Linked DNA regions of Homo sapiens: region 2 is linked to region 1. A link is an interaction called in ENCODE POLR2A ChIA-PET data of the cell type or tissue named here. Cell type or tissue: OCI-LY7. All regions are shown on one strand. Each heading gives the region's core, and the rest is flanking DNA. Links, peaks and the distances in the headings are about the cores only.

Evidence for each region. ChIA-PET counts read pairs that join two places held together with the same protein. Peaks named below come from ENCODE experiments on the same cell type or tissue, not always from the same donor. Only the 100,000 strongest peaks of a DNase experiment are listed, where the experiment ranks them.
Region 2: POLR2A ChIA-PET joins it to region 1 with 5 read pairs; 6 of 35 experiments call an interaction of 5 or more read pairs at or near these places.

Annotation. Positions count from the first base shown.
Region 1 is chr12:92,541,805-92,547,188 of GRCh38, forward strand. It overlaps the pseudogene LOC124903118. Among named protein-coding and RNA genes, the nearest start is that of LINC02397, 78 kb to the left of the region's middle. RefSeq lists a silencer at 2,630-2,769. In OCI-LY7, for the core only: no CTCF peak of the experiment used is centred there; a DNase peak (open chromatin) is centred at 2,257; H3K4me3 peaks cover 289 bases; H3K27ac peaks cover 1,673 bases.
Region 2 is chr12:92,120,651-92,126,034 of GRCh38, forward strand. The region is part of intron 1 of LINC01619 (long intergenic non-protein coding RNA 1619); the gene reads right to left. Among named protein-coding and RNA genes, the nearest start is that of LINC01619, 19 kb to the right of the region's middle. In OCI-LY7, for the core only: no CTCF peak of the experiment used is centred there; no DNase peak of the experiment used is centred there.

The sequences.
Region 1 (5,384 bases), core at 187-5,186:
GATGCTTACTATGTGCCAAGCATTGCACATTAACATGTATTATCCTGTTTAATCTTCAAAATAACCTATGAGGTGGACAATTTTATTACCCCATTTTACAGAAGAGGAACAAGAGTTTCAGGGAAATTAAGCTAATTTTCCCAAGTTACTGATAGAATGTGGCAGAGCTAGGTCTTGAACCCAAGCCCACAAAATTGACCGTGCCATTATTCAGTTTCTCACAAGCACTTCCACCTTACTCTGCAATGAAGGCACCACCACCCCCCAGGAAAAGGCACTACCCCAGCCAGATGGTACACTTCATCCCCACTTCTGCTGTTCAGGCTTGAACTTGGCATGGTCTTCACCTTTCATTCTGCCATCCAAATCCATCCCTCAAGACCTAAGTCGAATACTATCTTCTCCTCGCCATTGCCTTCTACCCTGAAAGTTCTGTACTCTGAATCAGTTTAAAAGGTGTTATCTGTTCCATCCATCTGGGGTCTTCATCATTTCCTTAAATATGTACATTATCCATTCCTTCAATAACATACATATTCAGTGTGCTTTCTCCTCAAATAATTGCCAGATACTAGAAGTCAGAAACCATGTTGTCTATTTCTTTTGTATCTCTGAAAGAATCATAGTACAAAATTTATAAATGAAATCATGTAGCTCTGTGCTATATGAAAATTATATCATATGACATTACAGCCACCCTGTATTTGTTGACTAAATTGTCCTTTCTGTTTAATTCCCAAGCATTTGAGCCACTCTGCCCCAGATTGAATTGCCTTGCCTTTTTTTTTTTTTTTTTTTAAGATGGAGTCTCACTCTGTCACCCAGGCTAGTGTGCTCACTGCAACCTCTGCCTCCGGGTTCAAGTGATTCTCCTGAGACTTAGTCTCCCAAGTAACTGGGACTACAGGCAACTGCCACCACACCCGGCTAATTTTTTGTATTTTTAGTAGAGATGGGGTTTCACCATGTTAGCCAGGATGGTCTTGATCTCCTGACCTTGTGATCTGCCCACCTCAGCCTCCCAAAGTGCTGGGATTACAGGCATGAGCCACCGCGCTCGGCCTGAATTGCTATTTATTCATTTATTTTGAGACGGAGTCTCGCTCTGTTTCCCAGGCTGGAGTGCAGTGGCGCAATCTCAGCTCACTGCAAGCTCCGCCTCCCAGGTTCACACCATTCTCCTGCCTCAGCCTCCCCGGTAGCTGGGACTACAGGCGCCCGCCACCATGCCCGGCTAATTCCGCCAACATGCCCGGCTAATTTTTGTATTTTTAGTAGAGACAGGGTTTCACGGTGTTAGCCAGGATGGTCTCCATCTCCTGACCTTGTGATCCTCCGGCCTCAGCCTCCCAAAGTGCTGGGATTACAGGCATTAGCCACTGCGCCCAGCCCTGAATTGCCCTTTAAAAGCTTTTTTTCCCTTGTAAGATCATAATATTCCACCTTCCACTATATCCAGACTGAGACAATAGCAACTGTGTGTGTTTATATGTGAATATGGAAGATATGTGTGTGTGTGTGTGTGTGTGTGTGTGTGTGTGTGAGAGAGAGAGAGACAGAGACACAGAGAGAAATGTGTGTTCTGATAAAGCAAGGTACATTAGATAATAGCCCATTGCACCTTGCATTAAGCAAGCCTGTCTGAGAAATGAGCAACTTTCTCAGGCCACTGCTCAACCTAGAGTGTTGACAACCTTGGGAGAGAAGACTTTAATTGCAGTCATTCCCTTATTCCCTCTGGATTACTTGTTTATAGTCTGAAATTGCTGAACGAGTTCTGCAGGTTTTTCTTGTCCATTTGCTGAGCTTGAAGCAAGAAGGGAGAGACCCAGGTTCACTGAATTGTAAACAGTACTTCTCAAGGTCAAACTGGAGAGACTGCACAGAAGAGGGGGTTGGGGGGCAGGTTTCTGAATGTGACAGACAAGAGTAACATATTGCATATATACTTTACTGCAAGCCTGCACAGAAGAAAATCGAAAAGAAAATAATATTGCAAAGAATCCTGTTCAAACTCGATTTCTTACAGTGTTTTTTTTTTTTTTTGGCCAAACTTGAAAGTCAACTTTTTAAAAGTAATTAGACATCTAATCTGTGCTTTATCCCACTGCCACAATCTCCAAACTTTTTCTGTCATTATATAAACATTATTTGAAGTTATAAAGAACACAAGCAAGTGGGCTAGATATTATCAAAAGATACTTCCAGAAATCACCGGAAATGACCGGAAGCCCAGTCAGCCCTGTTGTCTTGAAATAAACACATGAAACTGAGCTCCACATGCTCAGGCTGCAGTATATTCAGCACGCTAACAGGTACAGGCACTGCTTTGCCCCAGACTGGTGGGAATGTGGCACTGAAGAAAGCCCAGGCTCTACTATGGAAGAGCTTACAATCTGGAGAGAGTGGAAACGTACACAGCATATCATAGCACCATAAAGCCAGGGAAACACAAAAGGTAGAGATGAGAAGACCCTCCTTTTAATGGTTTAATTTTTAAGAACACTATTCACCAATTGTAGATTTAGGAGAGGTTTTTTTTTTATGTGTTTTAAGTCGAAATACCTGAACTTCAAGCCCAGTTTGCCCTTTCCTACCCTTGAGATCTGAGTCAAATCACATCGCCCAGTGGACGGCAGTTTCCTCATGGATGAGATCAGAGTGTTGGTGTAGACCATGGGTTAGCAAGTAACAACAGCTAGGGGTAAAAATCCAGCTCACAACCGGTTTTGTAAATAAGATTGCTGGAACACACCACGCCCATTCATTTACATATTGTCTATGGCTGCTCTTACTCTACAGCCGCTGAGTAGTTATGACATATGGTCCACAAAGCCTAAAATATTTACTATCTAGCCCTTTCCAGGGTTCCTGACTCCTGGTGTAGCCAGTCTCTAAGGTCTCTTCCAGGGGCTTGCAAGGTGTTATGTAGACACATAACAGCACTTCGAAAATTTGAAATAATCACACAAACGGAAGAAATGGTCAAAAAGCACATGCTGGGTCCCAGAAGACAGCAGCTCTCCTTGCTTTATGTCATCAACAGCAAACAGCTGCTCCAAGGGGTCGCAACTCGACTCATATTAGAATCACCTGGGGAGAATTTTATTTGTCGTAACAAGGTTTGAGGGAGGCACATTTCACACATTAGCATGAAAACCCAATCATCATGCTTTGGAGAATTTTTTTTTTTAATGTCAATGCCCAAGACCCAGTGTCTACAGTTTCTGATTTAATTGCTGTGGAGTGGAGACCTGGTATCAGCTGTTTTTAAATGCTGTCCAGAGGCTGGGCATGATGGCTCACACCTGTAATCCCAGCACTTTAGGAGGCCAAGGTGGGTGGATCACTTGAGGCCAGGAGTTCAAGACCAGCCTGGTCAACATGGTGAAACCCCATCTCTATCAAAAATACAAAAACAATTAGCCAGGCATGGTGGCAGATGCCTGTAGACCCAGCTACTCAGGAGGCTGAGGCAGGAGAATCACTTGAACCCGGGAGGCAGATGTTGCAATGAGCTGAGATCTGTACTCCAGCCTGGGCAACAGAGTGGGACTATGCCTCAAAAAAAAAAAAAAAAAAAAAAAATTAGCCAGCAGTGGTGGCACATGCCTGCAGTCCCAGCTACTCAGGAGACTGAGGCAGGAGAATTGCTTGAACCTGGGAGACAGAGGTTGCAGTGAGCCAAGATCACACCACTGCACTCCAGCCTAGGTGATAAAGTGAGACTCTGTCTCAGGAAAAAAAAAAACCATCCAAAGAATTCTACCTTGCATTCAGGGTTAATTTAACAAAAGCTTACACGTAATACCAAGATATGGAATCAACCTAAGTGTCCATCAGCAGATGAATGGATAAAGAAATGTGATCAAAATGCACAATGGAATACTATTCAGCCTTTAAAAATAAGAAAATCCTGTCACTTACAACAACATGGATGAGCCTGAAGGACATTACGTTAAGTGAAATAAGCTAGGCACAAAAAGACAAATACCGTATGTTCTCACTTATATGTGGAATCTAAAAAAGTTGAGCTCATAGAAGTAGAGAGTAAAATGTTGATTACCAAAGGCTCGGGAAAGTGGGGATGGGGTTGAGGAAATGTTGGTCAAAAGATACAAATTTTTATCTAGACAGAAAGAGTAAGTTCAAGATATCTATTTTATGTCATGGTAACTATATTTAATAATAGTATATTGTACACTTGAAAATTGCAAAAAAATAAAAAATATTAAAAAATATGTGAAGCAAAAGCTATTTAAAAAATAAGGAAATTGAACAAAACTATAATATTAGAAGGGTATTTAAGTACAACTCTTATGACCTTGGATAGTTCAAGCTGACCAGGGAGATGAAATAAAGATACAAATAAATACATTTTTAAAAAATACCACTGAACCTTTTTAAAAAAAACATATCGATGCCTGTATTTCTTTCCAGGTATATTACACCAGAATATCTGGGATTGTGGCCCCCAAACCTGTATATTTAACGAGTTCTCAAGATAATTCTTATGCAGACAACTCTGCAACAGCCTGCATTGAGTAGCCAGGTATGTGAATCATGCTCAAGGCCAACTATGATGCAGGAATTCAGAATCCAATAGAGAAGTGTTAAGGTCCATTTCATACTTCTTTATCTTTGACTCTCAAAGGTGTAACGCAACACCTGGAACTTAGCAGATATTTGGTAAATGTTTAATAAAGAAAACTTAATTTAACCTGACCACTGAGTGTTTCGGTGGAGAGAGAAACACACAGGAGGTTTATGCTTAATCTTGAAAGAGATAAGGCTAAGACTCATGTTCTATACACTTAATTAAATAGCCATCAACTGCAACCTTCCTCCACCTATCTACACTCAAACATTAACTACAAAACCTGATCAAAAAATCATTATTTTAAAATCACCAACCCACGGAAGCTCCTTTAGTTAGACTGAAGTTCACGTGATTGCTTAAACCTTTTTTCTGGGAATGGATCTTTTATGCCAAGTAGGCAGGGTTACTGCCCCATAAACCTACCTTCTGTCATTAGCTTTGACTGTTGACACTTGCAATGATTAGACAGGGTTGAGCAAAGGGTATTTTTGCAGTCTGTGGGGAAGAGTATAGAAAATAAACATTGCATCTCATTACAAAGCCCTGAATGTGCAAAACATACTGGTCCAAATGCCATGATTAGATAAGCACCTGCAACACTCATTAACTTTGAAGGGAAATTGAAGCCAAATTTGGGCCCATATGCCACCTGTCCTTACACTTCAGCAATCAGGTGACCTCTATTCTCACATTAAGTTAATTTCTGAAACACTCTACATGATAGCTATTGCCCCAGACTTCTAATAATTAACCCAGGGTGTCCTCTCTCAAACATCCTGTGAAA
Region 2 (5,384 bases), core at 295-5,294, 420 kb before region 1:
TTTAAGATATAATAGAAGAAAATTTTTCTGAATAAAGGAAGTCCTGAATATAAATTTTGAAAATGCCCACTAAGCCCCAGGAATAATTTAGTAGAGCTCACAATGTCATTTGCAAAGTATGAGAAATCCTGCTCTCCCACATCCTCACCAGCACAAAACAAAGAGACATAAATAATAATACCATGAACATCCATGTTCCCACTACCTTACCTTAAAATAATAAAACATAACCAATGAAGTTGAAGTTCACTGTGTACACATTTTAGATTCCATTCTCCAACCTCCTGAAATAGCCACTTTCCTGAATTTGGAGTTTATTATTCTCAACCATTGCTTTATAGTCTCATGTTATACACATATAAATGTTTAAATGTTTTCAAACTTTACATAAAGGATAAAAACTTGCATTCCTTCTTCTGCTATTTGTTTTGTTTTGTTTTGGATAACAGTATATTTATAAAATATTGATGCATTATTTAGCTCCAGCTCATTTTAGTTTTTCATCTCCCAGTACACAAATCATTCCCAACTTGTCTCTCCACATCTGAGTTCCTAGTTAATTTCTTCCATTGCCTTGTATTTTTCCACTGCCTTCTCTGTGGTTTCTTCTCATGCCTACCCTCTTTACCTCTGATTTGTTTTCAGTGTTGATTCTGGTCCTTCTAAAGCAGTTCAAAACTGTTTATATTTTCCCCTTCCATTTCTTAAGCATGCCAGCTCTCCTTTCCATTCACCATGGCTTTAATTCCTTTGAGAGGACAAAGGAAATTTAGTCTATTATTTTTATTTCCTTAAGTAATTCTCTTCTGAATATGTATTATTTGTCTTTCTTTTACACATCATTTTTTTCATTATATTTTTCTTTATGAATTTCAGGGAAGTCCCATTTTTCCTACTTCTTATTCATCTTTTATTAGACACAGTTTCATCTGGTGCTGATATTTGCCCAACAGCATTGGTGGATTACCATCATATCTGTTCAATGTTTACCTGATCCCCTTAAATTACTGTTCCTTACAACTTACGCTGGAAAGCTGGACACTTAGTGGTTGCAATATTTTTTTCAGTAATTCGGGTAACTAAGGACAGAAGAGAAGGTAGAGATAGGTGGTGAGTAGCTAAAGTTCAGGTATGGTTATGTTACCTACAGGCACTTTCCCAATTAATTTATGGATTCTCACTCCTGCCAATTCCATGAGGAAATTGTAGTCTTTCTCCTCCTCAAGGTGACAAGTTAACTCTATAGAAAGCCAGGGCAGTGTGAGGGCTCTTGGCTCAAAGACCTTTTGTTAGTAGTTATTAGAGTTCTTACTTATCTCTGTTTGGTCAGCTTTTCTCAGGAGATATTTGACTCCTAGGTACTCCTAGCCCTACCCCTCTCCCAACCCAGTTTCCTTGTAGGCTGCTCTCTTTTTGAGAGCAAGGCAAATAAAAATGTGCCTGATTAGGTCTCTCTTCCCCTGCACCTCCCTTACTTTTGGGTATGCAAGTGTACTCAGAGTAAAGATATGGCCCTCCAGTCTAATGTCTCTGAGAGTTCTTGAATAGGCCTTAAAATACTATAATTTATTTCCTAGTAACTTCATCATTTGAAACGAGGCTAGATCTATGTGAACTCTCTGTCTTTGCTGAAATGATCATTGTTTAACTGACAGATGTTCCTCTTAATATGTAGTATGAGACTGTGGCTGTTCCCTAGTTGATGAAGCATCACTATAAACATGGAATTTTCATAGACAGTAGGGGAATTGTGTGTTCTAATATGTATATGATTCATTTAGAGATCTTGTTTAAATTACAGGGGCAGGGCCTGAGAGTATGCATTCCTAATAAGCTCCCAGATTATGCCAATGCTACTGGCTGCAAACCACACATTAGTCAGGGCTCTCCAGAAAAACAGAACCAATAGAATATATATATATATATATATATATATATATAGAGAGAGAGAGAGAGAGAGAGAGAGAGAGAGAGAGAGATTACATATAGATATAATGTACACACAATCTCTCTCACTATATATAGAGACAGAGAGAGAGATTTTTTGTTGTTGTTGTTGTTGTTTTTGTTTGTTTGTTCGTTTTTTTTAGTAGAGTGGGGATTATATTTCACTATGTTGCCCAGGCTGGTTGCAAACTTCTGGCCTCTCCTGCCTTGGCCTCCCAAAGTGTGTGAGCCACTGCACCCAGCCCATATATGTATAAAGAGAATTGTTATAAAGAATTAGATCACCTAATGATGGAGGCTGAGAGAAGTCCCATGATCCAGTCCACAAGCTAGAGACCCAGAAAAGCTGGGGGTACAGTTTGAAGGCCTGAAAGGTGGAGAGGCAATGGTGTAGATTCCAGTCCGAGTGTAAAAGCATGAGAAACAGGAGCACCAAGGACAGGAGAAGATGGGTCCCAGCTCAGTCAGGCAGATCTAGAATTCAACTTTCCTCTGCCTTTTTGTTCTATTCAGGCCTCAACAGATTGGATGAGGGCCGGAAGAACAACGTGAGGTCTCCCCACACTGAGGAGGGCCATCTGCTTTACTCAGTCCACCAATTCAAATGTTAATCTCTTGCAGAAACAGCCTCACAGACACACCCAGAAATAATGTTTAACTAAATATCTGGGCATCCCATGGCCCAGTTCAGGTTGACAAAATTAACTACTATAGGTTATCTTCATGCAGCATCCAAAGGATGAAAGGGCTGAATAGCCTGGGCAAAAAATTAAAAATAATTAATAGCTAATATTTATTAAAATGTTGACTACATCCCAGCCACAGCACTAAGTGCTCTCTGTGGATTATCTCATTTAATTCTCACAATGGTCCTGTAAGGTACATTACAGTCATGCATCACTTAATGACAGGAATACATTCTGAGAAATTTATCAGTAGGAGATTTCTTGTTATGTGAACATCATAGAGTGTGCTTACACAAACCTAGATGGTATAGCCTACTACACTACACACCTAGGCTACATGGTATAGCCTAGTGTTGCAAGACTACACACCTGTACAGCAGCTTACTGTATTGAATACTGTAGGCGATTGTCACACAATGGTAAGCATGTGCATCTGAACATATAGAAATATAGAAAAGGTATAGTAAAATACAGTATTATAATCTTCTTGGACAACCGTTGTATACACAGTTCATTGTTGGCCAAAACATCATTATGCAGCACATGACTGTATTTTCATTTTATAGAGGAAGAAATTGAGGCACAGGGAGATTGGGTAACCTGAGATTAAACATTTAGCAAGTGACAGAATTGAGCAATCAAACTTCAGAACCTCAACTTGAAACATCATTTCCTGATGCAAACATGAGGACATATTGCTCTACCATACAGAAAGCAGCAGGGCAGCTGCCATGCTTGTATAACAACTATTTTTTTTTTTTTTTTTGCTTATTGAAACTGAAGGGATGTTGGGAAAGACAGACTGGGAGCTTTCTCTAAATTTTAATACAGCATCAGTGCTTCCTATAATGTCCAGGTTAGGAGAGAAGCAAATGGAGCTTTACTAAGGAAGAGAAAGTGATCAATACCAGTGAGAAAGGTGAAAAAAAAAAAAACAAACAAAAACGAAAAAAAAACCTAAGCAAATTCAGTGAGAAAAGAAAAAGCAGAACTTAGAGTCCTTACCCTTCAATTTAAGGAAGGAGAGTTATTGCCTAGCAGAATCTTGAAATAAAATTTCCTTAGAAAGCCCCAGAAAGTTTTGTGTGTATTGCAAGTCCAAAGGATAAGGAGAACTTCTATATGCTTTCTTCTTATTTCCACTGGGCAAAGTACTGCTCTATCAAGACTCAGCCTGCCATGAGGCTTTCCAATCAACTCTCAACCACCACAACAGTTAGGGCTTTTTCCTCTATGTTGCAAAGCACTTTCTGCATAACTCAGAATGCAAAATGTACTCATTCATTTGTTTATTTACATTTTTTCCTCACTAGACTGATTTTTTTTTTTTTTTTTTAGGACAAGGCCTTACTTACACACATAACTTGTACTCTAGGTAAACTGGAATACTCTATTCACTAAACAGCCTTAGCTTTACAGTCTTGACATCATTGCCTTTTCACTATTGGCATCCCTCAGCTCGTCATGAGTTCTACTAAATGCCACTTTTACTACGAAGCCTTCCCCGGCTTCCTTCCCTAAACTCATTTCACCGTACCTATATCATAACATAAAACACTGCCTTGTTATGCTTTGTAAATCTCTTTTCTGCATTAGATTATAGACTCCTATGACTAAGTCGTCATAACCTTTGAATTCTCATTAGGGCTTACTTAGCTGAATCATGCACAATGGCAGACATTCATAAAATCAGATATTGATTGCCTATTTAAAAAGAAAGGAAAGGGGTCAGGCGTGGTGGTTCACACCTATAATCTCAGCAATTTGGGAAGCCATGGCAGGAGGATTGCTTGAGTTCAGGAGTTCAAGGACAGCCTGGGCAACTGTCTCTACCAAAAATACATAAAATTAGCTGGGGCATGGTGGTGACACCTGTAGTCCCAGCTATTCAAGAGGCTGAGGCTGGAGGAATGCTTGAGCCTGGGAGGCAGAGATTGCAGTGAGTGAAAATCGTGCCACCGCACTCCAGCCTGGGAGACAGAGTGAGACTCCATCTCCAAAAGAAAAAGAAGGAAGAAATAAAAAGGGAATTAAAACAAATTTAAAAAAAAAAGGAAAAGAGGTTTAGTTACAATGAATGTTCCTGGACTGGCTAACATAGGCTCACAATAGCTTAAAATAAAGTTTAAAAACCTCACAGGCTCCTTTAAAGAGATCCTCCAGATCCTTTCATTTATAGAATCTTTCCATGTCCAGGCTTCTTTTTCTATTGAACACATCCCTCAACAAGGAGCCATTTTTTCCCATGTTCTTCAGAAAGTTACCATGTACATGTTTTGGGTATAAGAGAGAAGACACAGGAGCCACATTTACCTTCAAACTAAAATCAAAATTAAAACAACCAGATTGAAAAAAAGAAGAAATTCAAAATTCAGAAAGGAATCTTAGAGACAAAAACGTATTAAATTCAATTTTGTTTGAGAGGAAGCTCAGACTTTGCTCATTGTTGAGGTGCCATACCTAGAGACTGAGTAAATGCAGTGCTGATGATAGAGAATTACTGATTTATTCTCAAGCGCATTGTGTGGGCCAGGAGCATCTTAGAGAAGGACAGGAAAAATGTGCTTATTTGCACTCTTCCATTACAGAATAAGGAGAGATCTTTTGCAATTGCCTTCTTTTCTTTCAACTCCAAATGTAAGTGCTTTAATTTTCTACATATTCTCTATTTCTTTCTTGAGGCAACATGATTGGGAAGGGGTGCTGTGTGTCATGTAGAACCAAGAAACCCATTACAAATAAAGAGGAAAG